2 separate regions of the Homo sapiens genome follow, and region 2 is linked to region 1. The links are chromatin contacts, found by Hi-C or POLR2A ChIA-PET in ENCODE. All regions are on one chromosome and are shown on one strand. The core of a region is the stretch at or near the end of the contact, and the rest is flanking DNA. Distances in the headings are between cores, read along the strand shown.

Evidence for each region. Hi-C counts contacts between places; a loop is a spot of excess contacts on that map. ChIA-PET counts read pairs that join two places held with the same protein, here RNA polymerase II (POLR2A). Pooled maps may share reads with other maps.
Region 2: a map of K562 shows a loop between it and region 1 (2.4-fold over the local background). The contact joins two enhancer-like sites. A Hi-C loop is called at or near these places in 4 of 168 maps with a recorded cell type or tissue (Caco-2, K562, esophagus muscularis mucosa and 1 more), 3 of 37 single-sample maps with no recorded cell type and 7 of 50 pooled maps. POLR2A ChIA-PET finds 5 or more read pairs at or near these places in 3 of 52 experiments (MCF 10A, activated T-cell and activated naive CD4-positive, alpha-beta T cell).

Annotation. Positions count from the first base shown.
Region 1 is chr3:101,812,431-101,817,903 of GRCh38, reverse strand. It overlaps NXPE3 (neurexophilin and PC-esterase domain family member 3), which reads right to left. Exons shown (of 8, transcript NM_145037.4): 7 at 903-1,109. Among named protein-coding and RNA genes, the nearest start is that of NFKBIZ, 34 kb to the left of the region's middle. Within about 2 kb of position 3,008, at least 2 of the 41 ENCODE cell types and tissues checked have a DNase peak (open chromatin) inside an H3K27ac peak, as active enhancers do.
Region 2 is chr3:101,962,914-101,968,236 of GRCh38, reverse strand. All of the region lies in intron 2 of RDUR (RIG-I dependent antiviral response regulator RNA), which reads right to left. Among named protein-coding and RNA genes, the nearest start is that of RDUR, 25 kb to the right of the region's middle. Within about 2 kb of position 3,301, at least 3 of the 41 ENCODE cell types and tissues checked have a DNase peak (open chromatin) inside an H3K27ac peak, as active enhancers do.

The DNA of each region.
Region 1 (5,473 bases), core at 1,759-4,258:
ATCAATCAATAAAACTAAGTTGACATAATAAATAAAAAGGCTGATAAAAACAATCACAAACAACTCACAACAAACCATCAGGCTTTACTTTATTAAAAGCCTTGCCCACACATGGCCATTAAAAACAGTTCCCACAAAACTATCAGCTCTCTAAATTGTAAGCAGGGTCTTTATTTCTGCTCCTTCAGGATCCCTCCTTCCTTACCTCATCCATACCCCTTCCAGAAAGAAAAGAATGCCCTTGTGAAGAAGGGGTGGGCCTCCAACCACTGGGGTTTTGTTCTGAGTCTGGAGAACAGCCCCAGAGCCAAGCAGAGAAATCAAGAAGCTAAGAATGCTGGAACTTACCCAGACTCCCTCAGGAGGAGCCAACTCCATCTCAGAGTCACACCAATGGTAGGCCCAATGGATGACACAGGGATGGCTTTGCTGCAAGGATGCAATATGGACTACCATAGGTCTGGCTGCTTCCTTCTACTCAAAGCTACTATAAACTTGGAGTTGGATGAGACAGAACTAGGGGAGAAACAACTGGAAATGCCCACCTCTATTTTACAACCCAGAATATTAGAAGGGAAAGACACCTGTGAAGTGACATGGTCCAGCTGTCTCATCTCACACATGGAGAAATGAAGCCCTAAAAAGTAAATGACTTGTCCAAAGTCATACAGCTCATCAGTGACATAAACCTCAATGAGAACCCAGTGCTTCCATGAGTACAACACAACACAGCTATTGATCAGAAACTGTCACACATCTCTCCAGGGTTTGGGTACCTCTTTAGTCCTACACAGAAATATATGTTTCCTCACCTGATAACCTTTCTTCAGGCACCTGAGTGAGTCTGCTTATTTCAAAGCTGATGTGGGAAAGAGTTACGAAACAAAAGGCACAGTACCAACCTGGAACAAATGTAGTAAGGTATTCAAACCATTGCCTGATTGTTGAGTCACCAAATAAATGCACCACTTTTCTTTGTAAGCACTCTGTAATGTTGTCAGGGTCATTAAACTGACGCATCTTAAACTTTCTGGGCCTCCACTGGTCTTTATAATAATACCCAGAAGGAAAAGTTCCTGAGCCTTGAGATAGTTCTAGACTGTTAGTTTCTGCAAAGAAAAAAGAAAAACAAATATTTTAATATTCTCCTCCAACAATAGATGAAAAATGTCCCAAGAAACAATTATGCCCATGTATTTGTTAGCCTGATAGCATGTGGGAAACATTTCCTGCTGTCAGACCTCAAATCCCAGACTTTTCTCCTGATTAAAAAAAGGTTTTCCACAGCCATAAAAAAGAATGAGTTCATGTCCTTTGCAGGGACATGGATGAAGCTGGAAGTCATCATTCTCAGCAAACTAACACAGGAACAGAAAACCAAACACCACATGTTCTCACTCATAAGTAGGAGTTGAACAATGAGAACACATGGACACAGGGAGAGGAACATCACACACCGTGGCCTGTCGGGGGGTTGGGGGGAAGGGGAGGGAGAGCATTAGGACAAATACAAGGCTTAAAACCTAGATGATGGGTTGACAGGTGCAGCAAACTACATGTATACCTATGTAATAAACCTGCACATTCTGCACATGTATCCCAGAACTTAAAAGTAAAATTAAAAAAAAAAAAGGTTTTCCTTTGTACAAAAATGGGAAGATCTGAAATGGGCATGAAGGTATTGGTGGACAGAAAGGAAAGGAGGGACTTTCAGCATTCCCTCTGCTTACATTTTTTTTGAGATGGAGTCTCACTCTTTTTGCCCAGGCTGGAGTGCAGTGGCACAATCTCGGCTCACTGCAACCTCCGCCTCCTGGGTTCAAGTGATTCTCCTGCCTCAGCCTCCCAAGTAACTGGGATTACAGGCACGCATTACCATGCCTGGCTAAGTTTTGCTTTTTTTTTTTCCGAGACAGAGTCTCGCTCTGTCGCCAGGCTGGAGTGCAGTGGCATGATCTCAGCTCACTGCAACCTCTGCCTCCTGGGTTCAAGCGATTCTCCTGCCTCAGCCTCCCGAGTAGCTGGGAGTACAGGCGTGTACCACCACACCCAGTTAATTTTTGTATTTTTAGTAGAGATAGGGTTTCATCACGTTGGCCAAGATGGTCTCAATCTCTTGACGTTGTGATCACCCACCTCGGCCTCCCAAAGTGCTGGGATTACAGGCGTGAGCCACCACGCCTGGCCAATTTTTGCACTTTTAGTACAGATGGGGTTTCACTATGTTGGCCAGGCTGATCTCAAACTTCTGATCTCAAGTGATCCGCCCGCCTCGACCTCCCAAAGTGCTAGAATTACAGGCGTGAGCCACCATGCCCAGCCTGATTACATATGTTTTTATCAAAGCCAAATATAAAGGAAGACAAAACCAAAGGAAATGTGTGGACATAAGCATTTATCCAGCATTCTCCCAGAAGAGAACAGTTTCTCACCCACATGCCTGCGAGGCAAGTAACAACTTAGACTAATACTTTACACATACAGAGTAGTATTAGTTCACTGTTTTCAGCCCATTAAAAGCAAAGTTAGAATCCATGAATCCCATCTTCAAATTTTAATTTTAATTCCAAAAAAACACCACTTAATATGGAGAACAAACTAATGGCAGACAATCTAACGGATTATTCTCCATTATACAAAAGGTTCAGAAAGTCTTTATATATAATGAACAATGCTAAAAATACATCACCAATGTGTACCTCCTGGTTGTAACCTAGTTACACTTGATAACACAAGCAAAACGACCTTTCAGAGGGAAAGTCAACATCCTTCTGCCCTAACACCTCCTGTAGAAAATGCCACACGTTACATGCTTCAAAACAGACTGTGATGGCTAATATTTCTTGCAAGTTTACTCTGCCTCAGACACTATTCTGAGCAAACGTATTATCTCATATGCTCACAGTAACTCTTTGAAGTAGGTCCTATCACTATCCCTACCTTTCAGAACAGCTAAACAACTTGACCAAGGTCCCAGAGCTGAGCTAGTAAGGAGCAAAGCCAGCACCTGGCCCAAGCAAGTGAGCCCAAAGCCCATGATCTTAACCACTGTGTGCTAGATCACTTCTCAAAAACAGATGTTTATAGATGTTAACCATTTCTTTTTTTTTTTCTTGAAGGTATATATTTATTCATTTCTAACAATTATTCAAACCTACAATCTTCAAGAAACCACCAGGTTATATCATTTTCTTACACAACCTTTATCAAAGTCCAGTCATTCTATAGTCACCTATTAAGCCACAATTTGGACTCTAAATGCTTACACAACTCAGAAATTTAAATTTAAGTGACTCCCCTATTTGTGACTACTTTTAGCTTATTTGACTTGACATTATCTGTGTTACTCCAAATTATTTTGGTTTTTATCCCTCCAAAGATGATGTTCTATTTGACACAGAGTGCATATCTAATCTTTTTTTCTTCGGCATCTGCTAATTCTTTGCAGGTTCAGAGCCCAAGTAGAAAAGGAAACTGAACGCTGATTTTAAAAGCTTTATTTGGCAAATGCGATTATCAAAGAAAAATTGTCGGGGGCATGTAGGGTAAACATTTCCTAGGCTTGTTCAAAAATAATTTCTCAACATGTTATCAAGTGTAGCTTTAATATGTTACTGCACCTTGTGCAAAGCTCCCTCATTATATCAGTACATCGAGGCTGCATAGTTAGAGAGCTCCAGAGACGACACCTAGGGCCCACAGAAAACATTTACTAGAATGAGAATTAAAAGTTATTTTGATGTTACAATTTTTTACCACTGTTAATTCGGTAGACTCGGTTATTCTGTGTCAAATATGTGTTATAAAGAAAAGTATATGTCACACAGGAAACAATTACCATTTCCATTCAAATGTTAATTATATTTACTACCAGAGCTAAGGAAAGCAAATCAATTACTAAATCTGACATTAATTCTTTAAACATGCTGCATGCTACATGAGAAAAAAATCATATTTTTTAAATGAAATGCACATACCTATGTTGCCCCCTTATGGTCAACTGGGACAAAAACATTTCCTGACAATTTTAATATGATTTTTAAGAAGTCTGTGGCTGTTTAAATGGTGTTTCTTGGAACTCACAATGCAGTTCATGTAAGATAACTGAGATATGAAAGTCTCCTAAATAGATAATATAACCCCTAATGTACTATTCACATGGAATAAAAATAATTAAAACAAAAAATAAAAATGAGTTATTACTCAACTTTATGGTTATCTTGAAAATTGCTGGTGAAGGAAGAAGTTTAAACAGAGGTGGTTGTAAAAGCAGATATGAAGATTTGGGCAAAACCAGAAGGGATATTTTTTATTATTTGAAAGTAATGTCCCTGCATCTCTAAAATTTCTTGGCTTCTCTTTAAAGCCCATGGTTTGCATTTTCCTCCAAAGGGTGTCACGCCATGTAATCCATTAGCCATAATGAGGGCTGTCTGGGCCAAAGATGGAACAAAACGAAAGAGAAAAAGGCAGAGAGATAAATTTCCCTAAATCATCCAGAAAGAGTTGGACGAAAAGGACACAACGTGAATTGAGGTGGGGCGGGGCAGGGAGGGCTGCGGGGTGAGATGTGCAGCAAACCTGTCCATTAATTTTATGGTATGGAATTGTCTGCAGAATTAAGAACAGTAAAAGGCAGGACAAAGGGGAGTACACAGTTTATAAGGGGGAAAACAAGACAGAAGAAATGGGATCAACCAATTCCCTGCACCAGAGACTGCCATGAGCATAGGAAGCTTGGGATAAGGTCAGTAGGGAGGGACAGCCCTCAGCAGGATGAGGAATGAGGATAGTGTATATTGAGCTGGTTAGGAACACTCTGTCAAGTGCTGGGAATATGAGAAGGGCCCAGCTACACAGTAATTGTAATGGCTTGAGTTTGAGTTTACTCCTTGAATTCCCCCTATGAAACCTTGGAAATTTAATTTTCTTTCCTATATATTTTAGTCCCCTAAAACCTCTGCAGTTTACAGAGGTAAGCTAAGAATGCTATATAGATAGAAATTCTATAAATTCATAGACTGTTGAATGGGACCTTAGAGAGTAGCTAGTCCAAATATCTTTTTTTTTTTTTTTTTTTTTTTTTTTTTTTGAGACGGAGTCTCACTCTGTCACCCAGACTGGAGTGCAGTGGCGCAATCTCGGCTCACTGCAACCTCCGCCTCCCGGGTTCACGCCATTCTCCTGCCTCAGCCTCCTGAGTAGCTGGGACTACAGGCGCCTGCCACCACGCCCGGCTAGTTTTTTGCATTTTTAGTAGAGATGGGGTTTCACCGTGTTAGCCAGAATGGTCTCATCTCCTGACCTCATGACCCACCCGCCTCGGCCTCCCAAAGTCCTGGGATTACAGGCATGAGCCACTGCGCCCGGCCGTCGAAATACCTTTTAAAGATGAAGAAAGCAAGTCACAGAGTGACTTGGCAAAGTTTCTCAATAAGCGTAGAGGCAGGTAGTGGTAGAGGTGGTACCACTT
Region 2 (5,323 bases), core at 2,052-4,551, 150 kb before region 1:
TCACCACTGATCCCACAGAAATACAAACTACCATCAGAGAATACTATAAACATCTCTATGCAAATAAACTAGAAAATCTAAAAGAAATGGATAAATTCCTCGACACATACACCCTCCCAAGACTAAACCAGGAAGAAGTTGAATATCTGAACAGACCAATAACAGGTTCTGAAATTGAGGCAGTAATTAATAGCCTACCAACCAAAAAAATCCAGGACCAGACGGATTCACAGCCAAATTCTATCAGAGGTACAAAGAGGAGCTGGCACCATTCCTTCTGAAACTATTCCAATCAATAGAAAAAGAGGGAATCCTCCCTAACTCATTTTATGAAGCCAGCATCATCATGATACCAAAGCCTGGCAAAGGCAAAACAAAAAAAAAGGGAAGTTTAGGCCAATATCCCTGATGAACATCGATGTAAAAGTCCTCAATAAAATACAGGCAAACCAAACCCAGCAGCACATCCAAAAGCTTATCCACCACAAACAAGTCGGCTTCATCCCTGGGATGCAAGGCTGGTTCAACATATGTAAATCAATAAACATAATCTATCACATAAACAGAACCAAAGACAAAAACCGCATGATTATCTCAATAGATACAGAAAAGGCCTTTGACAAAATTCAACAGCCTTTCATGCTAAAAACTCTCAATAAACTAGGTATTCATGGAATGTATCTCAAAATAATAAGAGCTATTTATGACAAATCCACAGCCAATATCATACTGAATGGGCAAGAACTGGAAGCATTCCCTTTGAAAACCAGCACAAGACAAGGATGCCCTCTCTCATCACTCCTATTCAACATAGTATTGGAAGTTCTGGCCAGGGCAATCAAGCAAGAGAAAGAAATAAAGGGATCCAACCAAAATGCCCATCAATGATAGGCTGGATAAAGAATATGTGGCACATATACACCCTGGAATACTATGCAGCCATAAAAAAGGATGAGTTCATGTCCTTTGCAGAGACATGGATGAAGCTGGAAACCATCATTCTCAGCAAAATATCACAAGGACAGAAAACCAAACACCACGTTTTCACTCATAAGTGGGAGCTGAGCAATGAGAACACATGGACACAAGGAGGGGAACATCATACACCAGGGCCTGTCGTAGGGTGGGGGGCTGGGGGAGGGATAGCATTAGGAGAAATACCTAATGTAAATGACGAGTTGATGGGTGCAGCAAACCAACTTGGCACATGTATACCTATGTAACAAAGCTGCACATTGTGCACATGTACCCTAGAACCTAAAGTATAATAAAAAATAAAAATAAAAACAAATTACTCGGGCATGGTGGACGTGCCTGTAATCCCAGCTACCCAGGGGGCTAAGGCAGGAGAATCACTTGAACCCAGGAGGCAGAGGTTGCAGTAAGCCAAGATCACGCCACTGCACTCCAGCCTGGGCAACAGAGCAAGACTCCATCTCCAAAAAATAAAAAAGAAATAATCTGGAAGTGTGAGCTGTGTGCACCCATTTTAGAGTAAGAAAGCCATTCGACCTCTAGAAGTAAGGTAAAAGCCTAGAGATGAATCATAATTTAGTTTAGCTTAAACATTTGTAATGTAAGAAGTTTTATCTAACTCAAGTTTTTGAGTTCTTAAAGAGAGCCTGGAAGCCTAATACACTGTATATATATTTATTATATTTACTCTTTTAAACTATACTTACTCAGTGGTTTTTAGTATATTCAAAGAGTTGTGCAATCATTACTACTATCTAATTTCAGAACATTTTCATTACCCGAAAAAGAAACCCCACCCTCATTAAGTCACTTCCCTATTCTGGAAATTTCATATAAATGGAATCATACCATATTGGCTTTTTGTATCTGGCTTTTTTTCTAGGGTACTTTCTAGCTCTACAACTCTGGACAACAGGATCTAATAAAAAAGGAGAAGCCCATCTTGAAGACATCATTCTTCTTTTTCAGAAGTTCCTAAAAATACACTGTGAAATATTAAGAATGTAGAACTCATGGACTAAGATCTGGTCTAGGCTATAGACTCCCTAGCCCATTGGGAGGGATATTCCTCAAATTCCCCAGACTGATTACCATGTGGCCTAAGTCTGAAGATCACCCTAAAGACAGAGCATGGTATCATGGGAAATTCAAGAGCATCAGAGCTTCACAAACCCAAACCCTGGCACAGCCACTCACTAGCTTCAGGGTGACCTTGAGCAATCTTTTTTTTTTTTTTTCTAAGACAGGAAAAAGAATAATCTGAGGCAGAGGTGGGCAGATCACCTGAGGTCAGGAGTGTGAGACCAGCCCGGCCGACATGGCAAAACCCCATCTTTACTAAAAATACAAAAATTAAGCCAGGCGTGGTGTTGCACAGGCTGGAGTACAGTGGTGCAATCTCAATTCACTGCAACGTCCACCTCCCGGGTTCAAGCAATTCTCCTGCCTCAGCCTCTTGAGTAGCTGAGATTACAGGCATGCGCCACCATGCCTGGCTAATTTTTGTATTTTCAGTAGAGATGGGGTTTCACCATGTTGGCCAGGCTGGTCTTGAACTCCTGACCTCAGGTGATCCTCCCACCTCGGCCTCCCAAAGTGCTGGGATTACAGGTGTGAGCCACTGCGTCCGGACAACCTTGAGCAATCTATTTAACCTCTTTCATTTTTCACTTTCCTCTTCTGCAAAATGAGGATGACAGCAATACCTTCTTTGCTTGGTTGTTATGAAGACTGGAAAAAAAGATACACAAAGTACCTAATGCCTGGCAGAGACAGGGCCCTCAATAAATTATTATTATTATTATTATTATTATTACAATTACACAACTATTATTATTCTTCTTCTCTTAAGTGCTTTTACTTATCACCCATGACAAGTGAACAAAGAACTGTTCACCTGAACAAATAATTATGTTGGTCATGGTCTTTGCCTTCTCGGAAATGACAGACTATGGTAAATATAAAATATACCTCTTTTCGCAATCTAAGATTACCTGTCCCTGTTGTACTTTAATCTCACCACTTAATGTTGGAGAGGAATATAATGAAGAGTATGCTGTGTTCTTTGTGCACATGTTTAATCTACAATACTGGACTGGAAACTTGTGTCAGCTCAACTCTTCTACGAACAAGATGCCAAGACAAAATTAGTCATGCAGGAGATTTCTTGGGAGAAACGCCTGTGAAGGATTTGGGGAGGGGCAACCAGCATGGGCAGGGAGGGCCTTCAGAATAGGAGGGAAGGAGGAGGACTGGGTAGTAGGAGTCAGACGGCATTGCAGCACTGAGTCTGAGCCAGGCCGACCAGGAGGCCTCAAGCAAAGACTCCTCATTAGAGGAGTCCCATGCCAGCCAGAAATAGCCTGACCATGGTACCATACAACTACCACATTCAGTTACTAGCTAGAAGAATCCCCAGAAGTCTGTGACTTGTCAGCGTGAATGCAGGGGCAGAGCCAGAGGGGCCGCAGCTGGAAACTGTCAGCTAACTACCCTCCTCATGAGCTTCTCACGCAAGTGGATTTGAGCAGTGCACGCCCGCAGCCTCTAGAGAACTCCCTGAAGACAATAATTGTGTTGGTATTATTGCTTGTACCTAGTAAGTTCTCAACAATTGTTTGTCGAAAACTGAATACGTGATGGTTTTTAGCAACCAGCAGGAAGAACAACCCATTTGCTAAATCCAGGTGGATTAGGTCTCATAATTCCTGAAGAAAGAAAATGTCTTCCATCATTTGAAGTAAATGACAAGGCTCAGAAAATACTCCTGTGGCATAGCAGATCCCAGCCTCCAAACAATAAGTGGGTTGGGGGTGCTGAGGTGATGAGCTGACAGCAAAAGAAAGAAGTGTCAGGCAAAAGTGGCCTGAATTAAACCCACCATTGACTTCATTATGCACTTAATTTCACTTGTATAGACATAGCCACAGGATGAAGTAACCAACAGTGGGTATGGCCTCAAAGGTAAAAGCAAGGTGGTACAAAAACTGCTTCTGAAACAGATGACAGAGTGGAGAGAGCCTCAGGAGCTCGGGGTGGAGGGAAGATTTCAATCGTGGAGGTACACTTGCCCAAAGCAAGCACCCAGCAACTGGAAATCAGGTCACCGCAGCACTCACTGGAGGCTTGAAAAGGATAACTAACTCCAGTTTTCAAAGAATTAAAATAGCTATGGGTGAGGCAAGAGGAAGAAATGACTCACAAATCTGGAGGTAAAATGAGATCTCTGAGCTAATGATGACAAATAAAGGAGGGCAGAGAGAAGAAGCAGTGTTCTTGTCAAGTTCATTTCTCATTTTCATAATAGACAGCTATCTACTTCAATTAAAAATGATTTATTGAACACCTGCTATGCACAAAATGAAAGAAGCAAGGTTTCAAAAACATTCCCATGTCCAAGCAGCATGACTGAGCTCCTCCCAATGCCAGGTATATATGGTGGAGTCTGCAGAAATGAAGAAAATCATTCCCAGTGACTACCCTAAATCCCACCAAGGAGACAAATCCAAAAAACAATTAAAATACAATAACATAGTACATTGTGAATCATGCAGTGATAGAGGCAGGTCTAAGTGTTATGAAAACACTCTAAGTAGGGCAATCATTTAACTCATCATTAAACCAGAATGCTTTGAAAGTAGAAGGGGGCATTATCAATAATTATACTGTGACAATGGGCATAAACTGGGATTGTTCCTGGACAAACCAGGATGAATATCATCCTAGTTGTAAGGAAAAAAACTGGGGAGAGGCCAGGCATGGTAGCTAATGCCTGTAATCCCAGCACTTTAGAAGGCCAGGGTTGGGGGACTGCTTGAGCCCAGGAGTTTGAGACTAGCCTGGGCAACACGGTGAGACCCTGTCTCTATTATTTAAAAGAAATAATGTTTTTCTAAAGTGGGAAGAAAAGGATAAAGAGGAGAATTAAGGAGGAAGAAAACTGGAATTAAGAGGTCAAGTTGTTAAAGAGGAAAGGGATTAGATGGGCATGGCAGAGTAAGAAAAAGAAATAGCCCAAAGGAGTGACTAGAATTTGAAAGCTGAATCTCAAAAATAAAATCATTTGATTTTACTACTCTGAGGCTCAAGGTAGTTAAATGACAAAGCTGAGATTTGAACCCCTGCTTGTGAACTCCAAAGTCTGTATTATATAATTAGTAGCACAAGCACAATTAGTACTTAGAATGTCTAATTTCTAAGTCAGTGCTACTTTTACTGCACTCTACAGAGTAAGTGAGCTTGTACTGGGTTGAAGAGCATCCCCCAAAATTTATGTCCACATGGAACCTCAGAATGTGACCTTGTTTGGTAATAAGATCTTGAAGATGTAATCAAGTTAGGATGAGGT